Linked DNA regions of Homo sapiens: region 1 is linked to region 2. Evidence: read pairs that join two places in POLR2A ChIA-PET (ENCODE). Cell type or tissue: IMR-90. All regions are shown on one strand. Each heading gives the region's core, and the rest is flanking DNA. Links, peaks and the distances in the headings are about the cores only.

What was found. ChIA-PET counts read pairs that join two places held together with the same protein. Peaks named below come from ENCODE experiments on the same cell type or tissue, not always from the same donor. Only the 100,000 strongest peaks of a DNase experiment are listed, where the experiment ranks them.
Region 1: POLR2A ChIA-PET joins it to region 2 with 8 read pairs; 1 of 35 experiments calls an interaction of 5 or more read pairs at or near these places.

Annotation. Positions count from the first base shown.
Region 1 is chr5:38,823,262-38,831,482 of GRCh38, reverse strand. All of the region lies in intron 1 of OSMR-DT (OSMR divergent transcript), which reads left to right. Among named protein-coding and RNA genes, the nearest start is that of OSMR-DT, 18 kb to the left of the region's middle. RefSeq lists an enhancer at 338-1,537. In IMR-90, for the core only: no CTCF peak of the experiment used is centred there; a DNase peak (open chromatin) is centred at 3,792.
Region 2 is chr5:38,549,069-38,551,568 of GRCh38, reverse strand. All of the region lies in intron 1 of LIFR (LIF receptor subunit alpha), which reads left to right. Among named protein-coding and RNA genes, the nearest start is that of LIFR, 6.3 kb to the left of the region's middle. In IMR-90, for the core only: no CTCF peak of the experiment used is centred there; a DNase peak (open chromatin) is centred at 1,498.

The sequences.
Region 1 (8,221 bases), core at 2,678-5,177, 280 kb before region 2:
GGTCTTGCTAAACTGACTTAACAGAGTTCTTGCTAAAACTAGATTTTACGAGGAAATACACATATGAGCCTACGAGAGGGTTCAGGACTCTGACTAAAGTTTGGCCAAGCGAAGGATTTTTGTCACGGTGCCCCAATGCATACAGACAAGGAATCTGGCAAAATCCCCAAAGATGTTATCTTATGTGGAATCCCCTGGAAGCACAGGGACACACTGGTAAGGCAATTCCCTGGAGCAACTTAGGTTTCCAATTGCTTCCTTGAAAATATGCAAACTAACTTTTTTAATGACCTCGAGTTATACAAGGTTGAGCAAGTAAGGAAAACATTATATAGGTAGGAAAGAATGGGGGGTGGGATAGGGACACAAAGGAACGTTTAGGTTTGTAAAGTGCTTATTGCGTGCCAGGGATCAGGGCTGCTACCTATACTGGTGCAATGTGCTGGCCCACCCACAAGCTCTAAGGCACCTCTGCACACATTAGAGAAAAGTAGGTGCAGGGTTTAGCAGAAAGACAGAGATTTCGTGTGAAGCCAAACATGCCCTATTCTTGGGTATATGCAGCTGCATGTCGAGACACACAACTTGGCAAGAAAAGGGGACTTGAATGTGGTTCCTGCTCACCTCCGCCCTGCTGGCCAAGGACCTTGGTGGAGTGCACCAACCCCCAGCTATATCAGCAACCTCCAGTTTTGCCAATGCCAAAGGCCCCCAACCAAGAAAAATAGTGAGAGCTAAAATCTAGCCCTTGCTTTGCTGGCCCTGAGCCCTGTGTCAATCTGGAGGGGTCACCCTTGTGTAATAAGCACAAAGTTACCTTTGTGCCAGTGGCCCTGACTGTATGTTGTGTCATCCTCTAATTCCCCTGTGAGGTAGTCAGAGTGGATTTACTGTGAAGCTAATGACACAGACTTTTCCATAGACCCAGAGAGAGGCTCAAGGATTGGTTTACATGGTCATGTTTTGTCCTAACATTTGCAAAAGCAGGATAATTTAACTGTATAATTATAATAATGTAAACTTGCATAAAATTTCACCTAAAAATATTGCCATAGCAACTTTTGAAGACAAGTACAATTATTACCCCATTTTATAACTGAGACAGAGAAAAGCTCAGTAGCATTGCTGTTGAGTGGTAGGTAGAGCTTGAATTTGTTGCAAGCTGGCTGACTCCAAGGCCAAAAGATCATGGGGAATATGTATATTGTTTCCAAGAAGACAAAGTTTCCAAGAGCATCCTACAAGGTGCTGTTCATTCTTGCCCCAAATTCTCCAGATGTCATGAGATATAGAAGAGAAACATCTTTCGATGTTGTTCTAGTCAGAGGAGACTTCTAATAGGCAGAGAACAAGTTATGGAAGCTGTTCCTGAAAGATGCAGTTGTCATTGTGGAACCAGTCTTGGATATTGTGTGGCAGCTGGACCACACAGCCATTGTTATAAAGGAGAGCAATATGCCTTGTGACCCTTGTATTATTTAGGGTATAGTCTTTCAGGGAGAAACAACTTTTCCTCTGTCCTCTTAGGTTCAGTATCTGGGGGCCTGTGAATTAAACTAACAAAAGATAGATTAATGAGAGAAAAAGCGTGCAATTTTTGCTAATATTTATATGCACAAGAGTTCACAGAAAAGAAGTGAAACTCAAAGAAGTAGTTAGACTTCTAGTTTACATATAATTTTAATAAAGGAAAATTTGAACTTCAAGGGATGATAAATCATGGGGAAGTAACTAGGAAATATATGGGGGAAACTAACAGAAGATAAAGGTTCTTTTCCTAAGGTCTGTTATGCAGATTTATCTTGGTGCCAACTCTCCATCTCTGGTGATATAAGTTGCTCTCCTTTTCCTGATACAGGAGATAGACACCATAACAAAGGGAAACTCATGCCCAACTTCTAGGCAGATAAAGGGAGGGTGGAGAACTCTTCTACATCTGTTGATTTTCAGTTGCCTTTGGGTCAAAATAAACCTTACGTTAAAGTGGCATATTTTGGGGTAGCGTATCCTGATCCCCTTCAAGTAAAGAAAAAAAAAAAAACAACAACACTGTGGCTTACCTAAAATCTAAATTTATCTCCCTCCCATTTAACAGTCCAGAATAAGTGGCCTGGGTCGGTAGGACAGCTTTATCATGCTCAATATATGGCTCCCAAGATTTCTTCAGCCAGCCATCACCTAAGGCACAAGTGAGAGTCCCTTTGGTTCAGACAGAATCACATGGTCACATCTAGCTGCTTAAGAAGACAAGAAATTAGTCTCTAGCTGGGCTCGTGTAAAACTTGGGGATTCTTTTACCAAAAAAAATAGAAGGGAAGATGGATATTGGGAGATTATTGGCAGTATCTACCAAAGTCATGAAGCCAACAATGGTTTGACTTAGGGAACTCTGGGGGTTGAGGACTGTGAGTATGATGTAAAAATTAATGTGAATTTTAGGACAAAGAAGATGAATAAGAGAGACAGCTTTCCCTGGGGGTAATGGGATACAGGTTGCACGAGGCAAAAAGAAAAGTGGAGCACAGAGACAGCCACTTCAGGGAACTTTCCTGTGCTGTGGGTGAGGATAATTCCACAACAAGAAGATACAAAGAAAATCTGAGAGTCACTTCTGTTCACTCACAAGATGATTTGCGAGACCCAAGAAGAAGACCTGTTAGCTTAGAGAACAGGGAGAGGATTTTTTTTTTTTTAATGACACAAAGGAGAAAGATTGAAACTTTTCTAGTCTATCCACGGCAGAGTTTATCAATCCTTTACTGAGGAACGATTCACTATCACACAAGGTCTCATGGATGGTAACCACATCCTTCCTCTTCCTTCCTCAACCAACCTCTGTAAAGAGTATTCTAGGACTCATTGTCTCTACCTTCTCATCTTTCTACCAATGAAGCAGCTCCTGTTTTGGTGTTGAGGGACATTGTTATTGCCCAATTCAGCAGTACTTTACATTCTTACATGGTGTTTCTCTGCGTCACCTATTTTAAATAATTAACCATTTCCTTCTTCCTCATATTATTTCTTGTCATGATTTCTATGACATCAGTTTCTCCTAATTCTCTCCAGCTTCATCTTCTCATTCTCCTCCCTAAACTGCTTGTCTACTTACATCGTGGTTTGTTAGAAAGAGTAGATTGGCTCACTCAAGTTGATCTTAACCTCCTCCTGAGTTTCAGGGGCTGGAAAGCTAAAAAGCTACATATCCTAAACTCCTTTGTTTCTTGAGTTCCAGACATATTTTAGATTCTGCCAATCAGATGGACTCATATAGTATGGAGACCTGAAAAGAGGCGGGTGGATGCAAGGAAGCTATTTTGGGGAAGAATCTGATAAAGGCATTTATTAGATTTTCAATAAAATCCATGTCTTAGTCCATTTTGGCTGCCTAAACAACAAATGTTTATTTCTTACAGTTCTGGAGGCTGAGGAGTCTGAGATCAAGCTATCAGTAGATTTGGTGTCTGGTGAAAGCCTACATCCTGGTTTATAGATGGCCATCTATGGCCATCATGTTATGTCTTCACATGCAGGAGGGATGGAGGGAGCTCTCTCTCTAATAAGGGCACTAATCCCATCCAGGAGAGTTCCCCTCTCATGACCTAATTGCCTCTCGAAGACCCCACCCCCTAATCCTATCATCTTGGGGGCTAGGATTTCAACAGATGAATTTGGTGGGGGGAACACAAACATTTACTCCACCACAGTCTATAAACCACAAGCCATAAACAGTCTATAAGCCATAAACAGGGTGAGTCACTGCTTTATGCCTTCTTTCTAGGAAATGCATCTGCTCTCACGTTTCCATTTCCTGTGTGCGCAGATGATTTCTATGTTAGTCAGCTATTAACGCAAAAATGCTGCATAACAAACCACCTATCTTAGTCTGTTCTGTGCTGCCATAACAGAATTACTGGAGACTAGGTAATTTATAAAAAACCAGAAATTTATTTTTCACAGTTCTGGAGGCTGGGATATCCAAGATCAAGTCACCTTCAGGTTTGGTCTCTGGTTTTAAGATGATGCCTTCCTATGTCCTCACAGGACTGAAGAGCAGAAGAGAGAGACAGCCCATTCCCACAAGCTCTTTTCATGGTGGCATTAATCTGTTCATGAGGGTGGAGCTCTCATGACCTAAACAGCTCCCCAAGGGCCCCCACTTCCCAACATGGTGGCATTGAGGTTGAGTTTCCAACATGTAAATCTTAGAGAGGACAAAAAATATTCAAACCATGGCACCACTGCCAAATTCATAGGCTTGCAACAAGCCTTTATAGTTTTTTACTCATAGGTTTATGGGTCATTTGGGGCAGCTCTGCTTCAGGCTGCAGGTCACCTGGGCTTTCTTTGGGCTTCAGATTGGGTTCTGATCTCCCCATTGCCCTTGATTGACAGTTACTCATGACATGTTCTACCCATGACATGTTCATCCCATGACAGATCAAAGAAGCTTAGGAGAGAAGCCATGTCACACAGCACATTGAAAGCTTCTGCTCTTATGTCTGCTTCTGTTTTGTTGAACAAAGTAAGATACCTGGCCAAGCTCAAAGTCAATGGAATAGGAAAGTATAATTGTCCTCCAGGGGAAGAAGGAAGGGAATTAATATTTTGTAAAAAGTTGACCAGATCAGCTGGGCGCGGTGGCTCATGCCTGTAATCCCAGCACTTTGGGAGGCTGAGGAGGGCAAATCATGAGGTAAGGAGATCGAGACCATCCTGGCCAACATGGTGAAACCCCGTCTATTCTAAAACTACAAAAATTAGCTGAGCATTGTGGCTGCGTGCCTGTAATCCCAGCTACTCAGTAGGCTGAGGCAGGAGAATCGCTTGAACCAGAGTGTCAGAGGTTGCAGTGAGCCAAGATCGTGCCACTGCACTCCAGCCTGGCAACAGAGCAAGACTCTGTCTCAAAAAAAAAAAAAAAAAAAAAAAAAAAAAGATGACCAGATCTATTCCAACTTCCAATAGAAATCTCAAGCTGAGAATATTTTTCTTGGGCTCCAGATCCTGCCTGTGAGACATCATCCCTGTGTTCATGTTGTTTCTAAGGCTGTCTTCAGAGATGACTGTGACCTACCCACAGCAGGTGGGGGTGGATATTAATAACTGCCAATTCACAGAATAAAGCAGGAAATCTCTTTCAGGAGATTGACTTGGCTCCTGCAGAGAAAAGACATACTAGAGAGGCTGGGCACTCGTGTGTATACAACTAAAAGTTCCTTTAAATATAGATGGAAATTTATCATTTAAAGCCTTTGATGATCTAGTCCCTTTCTAATTTTTCAGTTTTTATCTTTCACGGTTTTCTCTTTTGAAACTTCTGCTTTACTCAAACTACAACAAACAAAAACAAACATCATTTAAAATAAAAGAAAGAAAGGTCTTGTTTGAATACCGACATTTCCCGGCATGGGAGGATAAATTCAATTTCGTTTGCCATTTAAAAAGATATAAAATTGACACACAGCCTGAAATAACTTTTATTATATTACCAGGTTTTCAATCATCCAAATTAAATGTGAAAGTACCATTTTGTTGAATTTTTCATCTGAAAACACGTTTGATTTTGAGCATTTTTTTTTCAAAGTGAAGATGAATAAGGACTTTCAGAAGCCTCCCACCAACCTTGAACCCTGGCTTCTGCTGAAGTCTATAATTGCTTCAGACAAAAACAGGAAACCTTTGAAATAAGCTGTTTTTAAATAAAGTATTTTAAAAATTGATGTGTTCCTTCTTACACAATACTTCTCCCAAATTGGTCTTACCACTTAAGCTGAGTTAGGAAAACATATGACTCAGAGATGAGAGTATATATATATATATATACACTGCACCTAACATATAACTGAGACTCCTGGGAGAAGCCACATCTTAGAACTTACTGTGAGCAGAGGATAAAGATGGGTAGGTTGAAATCCCCTTAGTTTCTGCCCGAGTTTGATTTATTTATTTTTTTCCAAGGGATTTATTGTGCTGCCCACCAGAGAGATGAATTTTATCTCTGAATTTTATCAGTCCTCTCAAAATGGTGACAATCAATACCACCACAATTCCAACTTCTTATCTCGGGAGTCTAATTGTATTTTTCAAAAACTTTTTATTATGGAAAATTTCAAACATATGCAAAAGTAATGAAAAATATTATAAGGAACCTCATGTGGTTATCACCCTGCTTAAAGAATTATTTAGTCCCAGCCAATCTTATGCCATCTAAATTCTGACCCACTTTCCTTCATTCCACTGGGTAATTTGAAAGCAAATCTGAAACATCCTGTCATTTCATCTGTAAATAGTTCAGTTTGCGTCTCTAAAAGTTCATCATTACTTCACAAAATTCAACATCATTTTCAGGATGAATATTATATTGTAAATAAACATAGTGTATAAATTGCTGTTAAAGAGAAAATTCAGTTGTTTCTTGATTAGACACAATTTACAACTGAAATCACCAGGATGAATCATCCTCAATGGATGTCAGAACGTGTAAACCACAGAGGCATTAATTTATCAAACTTGGCACGAAACATATCACTTCAATTGCCCACTTTAATTGGAATATTTTTATTGTATTTATTTTAAATAAATTCAAAAAGAGTTTTTCACATTCTGCTTAGCCGCCAGTTTTTTTAAATTCTTCCCGTGACAGATCTTGAGTGATTTTCTAGGGAAGTAACTATCTTTGCAAAATTATATTTTTCCCCAATATCTATTAATAATCATGGCTTTTGAACTTTAAACTTTACATTTTCCTTCAAATCAGCTTCTTTTTCCTACTTGTATCGTAACATACACTGTCACAGTTTGCCTACCCAGTTATCAAAGTTTAAGAGGTATTAGCCTTCTATCATTGCCTCCCCACCAGGTTTCAAGTGCTTAAATTCCAACACATTTAATACTGTTATCATCAGCATTTCCCAAGTGGCTTATTGAAAATAAGGTGGTGGTGGTGGTGGTGGTGGTGGTGGTGGTGGTGGTGGTGCTGGTGCTGGTGCTGGTGGTGCTGGTGCTGGTGGTGGTGGTGGTGGTGGTGGCGGTGGTGGTAGTGGTGGTGGCCTGTGTGTACTGAGGGAAGTTTAGGGATGATAAAGACAACTCTCATTTTAGCCCTAAGCATTGGTGGTTCGCCTACTAGTTTAAAAAATTCATTATCACTACGAATTTTCACTGCCATATGATACTTCTTTCTTGTTTTCCTACAAAATTACTTGTCCTGTGTTTTTGGTTCTTTTTCTTTTTTTGAGACAGAGTCTCACTCTCTCGCCCAGACTAGACTGCAGTGGCGCAATCTCAACTCACTGCAACCTCCACCTCCTGGGCTCAAGCAATGTTCATGCCTCAGCTTCCCGAATAGCTGGGATTACAGGCATGCACCACCACGCCTGGCTAATGTGTGTGTGTGTGTGTGTGTGTGTGTGTGTATTTTTAGTAGAGACAGGGTCTTGCCATGTTGGCCAGGCTGGCCTGGAACTCGTGGCCTCAAGTGATCGACCTGCCTTGGCCTCCCAAAGTGCTAGGGTTACACGCATGAGCCACCATGCACAGCCATTACTGGTAATTTATTAGTCAATTTTTAATTTTATTTATTTTTAATTGAGATGTAACTGACAAACACTGTATGTATTTAAGATGTACAACGTGGTGTTTTGATACACATACACATTGTGAGATGATTCCCCAAATAAAGCTATTTAACCTATTTATCACTTCACATATCTGTTTTTTGGTCATCTACTCTCTGGGCAAAATTCAAATATCCAATATATTATTATTCTATAGTTATGATGCAATACATTAGATTTCCACAACTTGTGCATTTTAAAACTGTGAGGTTGTACCCTTTGACCAAATTCCCCCATTTTCCTCCATCCCCTACCCGCTAGCAAACACCGTTCTGCTTTCTGTTTCTATGAGTTAGACTTTTTTAGATAACATATATGAGTAAGATTAAGCAGCGTTTGTCTTTCTGTGCCTGGGTTATTTCACTTAGCATAATGTCCTCCAGTTTCATCCAAGTTGTTGCAAATGGCAGGATCTCCTTTTTTAAAGTTGAGTATTATTCCAGTGTGTGCAGTATGTATACACACGTATACACATGTACCCATGTATGTATGCACACGTATACACATGTACCCAGGTATGTATGCACGCGTATACACACGTACCCAGGTATGTATGCACGCGTATACACACGTACCCAGGTATGTATGCACGCGTATACACACGT
Region 2 (2,500 bases), core at 1-2,500:
TTGGAATACTGAGGCCTCTTGCAATACCTTCTTTTAACTTCTCCCCAAAGTGGGCTTCTCCAAAGACACCTTGAATCCGAGGACTGTTGAATTGTGGAACATCTGGTGGAAAATAGCAAGAGGTGACAGAAATGCTAATGGGGCAGTGAGATGTAGACTTCAGGCAGAATTGTTGTACCTGTCGAGTTGGAGGTAAGGTGAGTGGGAGAGAGATGAGAATCGCCACCAGGACTTTAGGCTGCAGCCCCTGAGGACACCCGAGTGCCACAGTAAGCACTAAGGCGCCTGCTGCATGGGGACAGGATGCCAACTGTTTCCATGCAACGGGCCTGGAGACCCATAGCCCTGCCATGCTTCATGCCTTAGTGTTTATAATGCAGTACAAAGGTGAAGGAGGCAAGACCATTGCAAAAACATCTCCATAGAAACAGTTAAAGTTAGGAGCATACATTTTCTTCTTGCTGGAACTTCATCATGACTACATTTATTCCTTGAAGTTGCCTGGATCACCACAATTTTACTGTAAATGTAAAATTGTTCTTTTGGGAGAGTCTGATTTTGTGGAAAAACTATTTAGAGCTTAAAATGCATAGCTCTTATGAATAATAGAAAATTAAGCACTTAAACAAAAATCAAGTAAAGTAGATAACTTGATTGAAAGCTGGAAGGCCCTTCAGATCCATCTGGTCAGCTTCTTAAGATAAAGAAACTTAGACCCAGAGGTGGTGTTATAATTTGCCGAAGAATCCAGGAGTCCTGATTGGCAGTGTAACCATGATCTTCGGACTCTTTAAGTGCAGGGTTCTCAACTCCTCTCTAGAACCAACAGCTCCTCAAGGGCAGGAACTTTTGCGAGATTTACCACCGTGTCCCTAGCATTAGAACAGTGCCTAGTCTATAGTAGACGTTCACATATTTGTTGAATAAGTGATTATCTAAAGGAATTTTAAGAACTTCAGATTGCCATGTTAGCTATAAGACAGTACTTATACAATCTGAAAGAATATACAGTTTTATGAGTTTCTTGTTAGAAAAATAGAGCATGTTGCTATTAAAACCCAAACTCTTAAGCCAGACAGGCAAACGAAGGTGCAGTGTTTTACATCTTAGCTTGGTACCTTTCAAAGTCTGTTATCACTGGATTTTCTAAAGCCATTCTGTTAAGTTCAGCCTACTGGTATCTGGTATCATTAAGTTTTATATTTTGTATTTGAAAACAGATGCTTTAAAATCTAGCATTTATTGTTTGAATTTTTCCCTGTTTTTTTTTCAGTTGTGCTTTATCAATAGCTCAGCTATTTTAAAAATTTATGGCCATATGGGGATATGATTGTTTAAAACCAAATCTAATCAACTGGAGGATTTTGGAAATTGTCACTTTCAAATGCTGTTGGTGGGTGTTTCAATTGTTATAACTTTACAGGAGGGCAATTTTGTATTACTCATCAGAAGCCTCAAAAATGTGCCCCGTCCCTTAGTCAGGCATGTTCACCGCTAGCAATGTAAACAAAGGAGAAACGATAAAGTATGTGTACAGTGACCAGTCTTTAGCAGTGGTTATAGTGCATTTGTGCACCATACTCCTGTCGATACCTTTCTCCTCGCAGTGATTCTTAAGAAGCCTACTTACTGGGATGTACCAAAATCTGGAGGGAGGTCCTCTGAAATTTGGAAAAAACTCACTTCCAGATTCTAGTGACCACCACAAAAAAAATACATTTAAAAAAACCCTCCTCTAATTTGCAAAAATAATTTTTGTAAGTTTTTTTTTGTGTGTGGAAACGGAGTCTCGCTGTGTTGCCCTGGCTGGCGTGCAGTGGCGCAGTCTCAGCTCACTGCAAGCTCCGCCTCCTGGGTTCACACCATTCTCCTGCCTCAGCCTCCCAAGTAGCTGGGATTATGGGCACCCGCTACCACGCCCGGCTAATTTTTTGTATTTTTAGTAGAGATGCGTTTCACCGTGTTAGCCAGGATGGTCTCGATCTCCTGACCTCGTGATCCGCCTGCCTCGGCCTCCCAAAGTGCTGGGATTACAGGCGTTAGCCACTGTAACCAGCCTGTAAGTTTGTTTATAATAGTTATAAACTAGAAACACCTTAAATGCTCAATAATAGGGGGACTCATTAAATGAATTGTGGTGCATACATGTGATAGAATACCCTTTCTTTAACAGTGATGTAGGGGAATATTTATAGATGTGGAAAGATACTCAATATTTGTAAACTGAAAAAGCAGATTGTAAAACATATGGGTACGTTGATCCTTGTTTTTGCTTATGGAGTGTGTGTGTGTGTGTGTGTGTGTGTGTGTGTGTGTACAATTTTCTACATATTATGTAGTAAAATGCCAGGAAGACTATAGGCCGAATGTTAGGTGATACTGTCTTTCATGTGTGGAAATTACAATTGACTGTTATTCTTTTTACTTTCCTGGATTTCCCACACATAAAGCATGCCGTGTGGTGAAGAGTCTTGGATCAGATCCCATTTCCCATTTGCTA